Linked DNA regions of Homo sapiens: region 1 is linked to region 2. A link is a contact called in ENCODE Hi-C or POLR2A ChIA-PET data. All regions are on one chromosome and are shown on one strand. The core of a region is the stretch at or near the end of the contact, and the rest is flanking DNA. Distances in the headings are between cores, read along the strand shown.

Region 1 (2,700 bases), core at 63-2,562, 1.6 Mb after region 2:
CTTCATTACCATCGACCTACTGATTATGGTTTTCTCATTTTACACTTGGTGTTCTTACTTGGGATCTTTGTCCTTAAGCTCAACAGGGAGCCACAACCCAGGGGACCTATGTGTACACTTGGAGTTTTTATCAGACTATCATTTGAACTTACCACTACAGTTTAGCAAATGGCATGATGAGTTTGATTGATAATAGGAGTAGACGCAAGATACATTAAGTAGAGTACAAAGCATTTCATAACCAAAATGTCATGGTTGGAGGTCTTCATTATTCGGTCTTTATCTCATTCAGGAATTTCCACTTGAAAAATCTCTGATAAGCTTTATTTCAGAAACTGCTTGAACAGCTCCACTGACAAATGCCTCACTATCTTCTGATACATCGTAGGCAGTTCTGAGGGTGAGAAAGTTCAAAGCAGATAGATGTTTTAACACAACAGGAGGACTTTTAAACAATCACCAGGACTCACTCCTCGGTGGTCAATTGGGCCTGTTTGGAGGCCTGACCTTTGGTCATCTTAAGGTCATCTAAGGCAGAAAAGAGAAGCTCACTTATAAGTTGGCACTTCTGAATCATTTGCCTTGAGGTCCATTTTTTATTCAGCCTTTGTTTAAACCTTCTTAGGAAGCCAGTTTGTAGAGTTCTGGGGATAAGAAGGCAGAAAAACCATGTCAATTCAGTGCTTTTATTTCACAGAAAATGAAGCAAAGGCCTAGAAACTAGAAAGACATTTCTCAAAAAGAAGATGGTGAACTTTTGGAAATACTGAGATTAGACTACATTTTCCAATTTCTATCCCTAGCCCACTGCTCTTTCCAATATAATATCTGTATTCCATGGGAAAGACATGCCATCTGAATTGATGTATCGTAGTTGTTGAGATAATTTTGAAATGAGAAAACAATAGGGCACAGTCGTTTGGGAAGAATTTCCAGAAATTGCCATCATTTTCTTAAAGGCTAAGGACACTTATAGAGCTCTCCGATTTCCTATCTGATAAAAAAAGCCCAAACAAAGCTGCGGAAGCTGGCAGAGCCAGCAGATATTTTGTAAGGCAGCTTCACCTCTGCTGGCATTTTGTGGGGCAGGAGAGGGGGAGGGCAAAGGTATTAAATTTAGGCTTAAAAGCTCCTCAGAAATTCTTTACACACAAGAGACCAAGTTGGAGAAAAGAAGATGACTTGTGCCAAGGGGAAGAAAGAGAGAGACTAATGCCTGTGGTTTTCAAAGGTTAACAACAACATAAAAAAGCCAAGGTATTTGCACAGGGATGAATGCTCATTGGCTCTTGGCCAACAATTATACAAGGGCTTGTGCCCACATCCTGTAGCTGTGGTTTAGGGACGCTGCTCATGAGTGACTTCTTATGCTTAGTGGCAGGAAACTTTAGTCACTGATGTGTAAACTCACCTTTGGTCTGCACCTCCCACAACGTGCTCCGAAAGCAGTTAGGGGACTAGGCCTCTTGATTTCCTTGTAGATACCAGTTCCCCAGAAGCTAAGGAAAAACTCTGAGGCCTTGGAGTTACTGAGAGTGGACCAATACTTGTCTTATTCTACCTGATTTTGGCAACTGCTTAGGGTTCTTCTGTATCCACAAAAAGGAATTATGATATCCTCTGCTAAACCCTCTCTTTAGCCTCAAAGCCCAAGACCAAAAAAAATGAGCCATATTTCATTGCAGGCCTGCTGCCAATGTGAAATATAAGGAATAAAGTCATGAGACTGCTTCTCAACCTAGACCTTGTATCTCGTGTGCTATTTTATATTCGATTTTAAAAAGCTCTTAGTAAATATCTCAGTCCCCTTTTCAGTGAAGCCAAATGGAATTTGCAAGCCCAGTTTAATTAACTCCTACGTTTTTAAGGTAGATATGACAGATCATGATATATTGTGGATGCGTTGAGATCAAGTGTTCTGAACCACCAACTTGTCTGTCGTGTCCTGCCCATAATGCTTACCCCATGCATCTCAGAAATTCCTTTTCCTTTTTTAATATTGTCTGAGCACTCTTCACGGAATCTGAGATTAGAAAGGATCTTAAAGGTCATGTAGTTTAGCCTCCTTTGGTTGAGGTTGCAGGAATGCCCTCAACCAGAGCATGCACAGCAGATGGAAAATCAGCTTCTGTGTGAACATTCCAAGAGCCCAGAACTCCTTGCTTTCTAAAGCAGTTAATTCCACTACTGAGCAACAGCAACAAGTAGAAGGTTTTTCTGGACATTGCACCCAAACCTCTCTCCTTGGAAATGTATAGATTTGATGCTAGATATTCCTTTGAAGGTATCCCAAATAAATTAATTTCCTAGTTCACATATTCACACTTTCTATAAAGGCAGGTGCTCTCCTAAAAGGTAGTGACAGTAGTTTTATTTTTGTATTTAGAGACAAAACTCCAGTGAGCACAATCATTTTTAAATATGATGCATTATCCAGAGTCCTTATCGAGCTTGTCTCTTCTTTGTAGACTATTCTGTTTGGTAAACACTTCTTTTAAAATATTATATTCAACACTTGTCTTGGCAGTTCATATATAGATTAATCAGTGCAAATTAGAATGGAGTTGTTCTTTATTTGCCACTATACTGTTATTAATAAAATCCAGGTTTCTTCTATCACACTGTTTGTTCACATGAAATGTATGAATAACTTCATACTATAATATAATATATAACTCCTTTCCTGATTGGGTAAATTCA
Region 2 (2,700 bases), core at 95-2,594:
GGAAAAAATAAAATAAAATTTAGGAAAGGGAGGCAACAGCCATTGGGAGCCAACACAGAGTCACGCAGCGCCCAAAATACAAACACCGCAGCGGCCAGAAATCCCGCCACCTTTCTCGTTCTCCCAGGCTGTCCTGTCGAGGTTCCCTGAGTCCCCCCGCACACTGAAAGGCATCGCAGGTGCAGTGCGCACCCCTTTCCCACCCACCCCAAGAAGCCCTGTCCCGCCATCAGTCTCTCTCCTCGGGATGAGCAGGGAGAGCGCGCGGAGGTTCCCGACTCCCTCGACTACAACCAAGAAAGAATAATTTTCAAAGTGTTCAACATCCCCGCCCCCAAGCTCCCCAAAACACAGGGGCAGGGAACACCAAAACACTCGGCTCTCATTAGGAAGATCACGGCTCTGAAAGGAAATAGTAGACACGATACTTCATCTCATCTGGATTTATGACCAAAAAAACAAAAACAAAAACCCAAAGAGTTCGCTTGCATTTTTTCCTTCCAAATCTCGGTTCGGCTCGAAGGCAGGGAATCTAAAAGACCGAGGCCGATGGAAGAGAGCCAGCGGGGCGAGCGAGCGGGCAGCCTCCCTTTTTGCCTCCCGGAGTTACCCAGAAGGACAGGGGAAGGGAAGGAAGAAGAGGCGAGGAAAAAGAGGAGGGAGGGAAGCGGAGGCCAGGAGCGACGGAGCAAGGAAAGCAGTTTGCAAGCGAGAAAAGAGGGAAAAAACACAGCCGCACGAATCCAGAGAGATCACAAGCCGTACGCAAGCAGCAGCAGAAAGAGCGAGAGCGCGAGCGCGCGTCCTCTCCGCGGTCTGGGGCCAGACAGCCCCCAGACTAGCCCGAATCACCCCCCAAGCACTGTCTCGTCCTCTCTGCTCCGGCCGCCCCCTAATTCCCCTCCTTCCTCTCCTCCACCTCCTTTCCAAAAACCAAAACAACACAAGGGAGGGTGGCAAAAGCCTCCCCAAACCGGCCGATTCACTCAAAGACAACAATAATAATAATAAATACATAACAATCTATATCCTATGGTGGGAGAGACGTGGGACTAATCTTCGGCATTTATTTTAACACCTGACAGCTAGAATAAATAAATATATACATTTATATCAATAGATACACATAGAAAACTTGGAGCCAAAGCATTTGGCAAGAGCGGAAAAAAAAAGAATTAAAAGGTAAAATAATGATCATGAGCAGCGGCGGCGGCAGCGGCACCAGCGGCAACAGCGGCGGCGGCGGCAGTAGCAGCAGCAGCGGCGGCAGCAACAGCAATAATCACCTGGTGTCCGGCCTTTCCTAGAAACTTCTTGCATCACCACTTCTAAGAACCCCAGTTCTAAGAATCAACAGAGCTCAATTCTCGGAATTTGAGCTTCGGACTTTACCACTGCTACGTGGCAGGGGAGGACTTGGTGTCAGCTCTCCGAGATTTTTACTGCCCCTGGCCAACCAAAAGCCCTCAAAGCCACAAGATTTTTTCACTGGCCGGCATATTTCGAGGTCCTCATAAGCAGAGCGTCTCGGATTTGGAGGTTCCGGTTCGAGGCTCGAGGGGCCTGAAGGTGGCTCTCCCTCCCCGGGCCCAAGACGATGGTATGGCCTGCTCCGCCACCATCACGTGGGCTCCTCCTCTGTGACGTCGGCGCCTTCGCTGTAGCAAAGCTCGGCCTCTGGAATTCTGAGAACTAATTTGCTATTCGGTGACATAAGAGGGGGAGTGCGCTTTGCTTTCCCGGGGTCTGGGGCTAATTCCTTCTTTCTTACCCATAAACTCAGCAGATCGAGCTAAATGCACAAAAGGGAGCGAGAGGTTTGAACCACTGGGAAAAGTATGTTATATATATAGTAGGGTTAGAGAGGCGAGTAAGAGAAAAATAAAATAAAATAAACATCACAGCTCTTTCCAACTAGAATATTAGGCACCACGAGAAAAATATTTGCCAAGCAGTTTTCGGTGGGTTCATTTGCTTTATTTTTATTTAGGACAGGGGTTTTTGCTGTTGTTCTGGGTTTTTTTCTTTCTGGTGTGGTGGCTTGGGATTTTTGGTTTCTGTATTTTGATGGTTTATGGATTTTTGCTTCTGATTTTTTGCCTTTTGCAAGTTTGTGGTGTTACGTAAATCACAGGATCGGCATCGGTTGGATTTTTTTGTACGTGCCTTTTCTTTCCCTATCTAATCCCTCAAGCGTTTTAAAGATGTATTATTTCAATACTAATACTATTGAAAGAAGCTTAAATTTTTGGCCATATGTAACAATCCCAGCCCCCACTTTTTTTTTTTTTTTTTCCTTTGGTGCAATTTTCTTTTTCCCCCTTGGACTTTTGCTGAAGTGTGTCTCTCCTGCACTTCAGAGAAATGTTCAAAGGATTTGTTTTGGTTTGGTTTGTTTCTTTCCAGGACAGCAAGTGGTGGGTTTAATCTGTTATTGTTGACTCTTGGGAAATTTCTTGTTGCAAGAAACGTGTGTGTGGGGGGGAGGGTGGGGGTGGCGGGGTGGTATGTGTGTGTTTTCTACAAAATTCTGTGAGCCAAATACCTGTTTGTGTTTTGTTTTCTCTTAAGGTCTTGAGATTTTTGTTTTCGAGGCTCGTTTCAAGGTCGTTGTAAAAAAATCTCTTCAGTCTGTGTTTAAGAGATCAGCCGGAGGGAATTCTAAAGGCCTGCCGTGCCAGTATCACAGATACTGCCTGT

Evidence for each region. A loop is a pair of places that touch in the nucleus more often than their neighbours do. ChIA-PET counts read pairs that join two places held with the same protein, here RNA polymerase II (POLR2A). Pooled maps may share reads with other maps.
Region 1: a map of CD4-positive, alpha-beta T cell shows a loop between it and region 2 (8-fold over the local background). The contact joins the enhancer-like site here to the promoter of BCL6 in region 2. A Hi-C loop is called at or near these places in 7 of 168 maps with a recorded cell type or tissue (CD4-positive, alpha-beta T cell, CD4-positive, alpha-beta memory T cell, CD8-positive, alpha-beta T cell and 2 more) and 10 of 50 pooled maps. POLR2A ChIA-PET finds 5 or more read pairs at or near these places in 5 of 52 experiments (CD4-positive, alpha-beta T cell, T-cell, activated CD4-positive, alpha-beta T cell and 2 more).

Annotation. Positions count from the first base shown.
Region 1 is chr3:189,323,564-189,326,263 of GRCh38, forward strand. TPRG1 (tumor protein p63 regulated 1) reads left to right here. Exons shown (of 6, transcript NM_198485.4): 6 at 1-1,741. Among named protein-coding and RNA genes, the nearest start is that of TPRG1-AS2, 84 kb to the left of the region's middle. RefSeq lists an enhancer at 503-1,702. Within about 2 kb of position 1,313, at least 6 of the 41 ENCODE cell types and tissues checked have a DNase peak (open chromatin) inside an H3K27ac peak, as active enhancers do; they include CD4-positive, alpha-beta T cell and CD8-positive, alpha-beta T cell, where a contact is called at or near this core.
Region 2 is chr3:187,744,124-187,746,823 of GRCh38, forward strand. It overlaps BCL6 (BCL6 transcription repressor), which reads right to left and starts at 1,345. Exons shown (of 10, transcript NM_001706.5): 1 at 1,287-1,345. BCL6-AS1 (BCL6 antisense RNA 1) reads left to right here. Exons shown (of 2, transcript NR_173091.1): 2 at 1,121-1,903. RefSeq lists an enhancer at 458-983.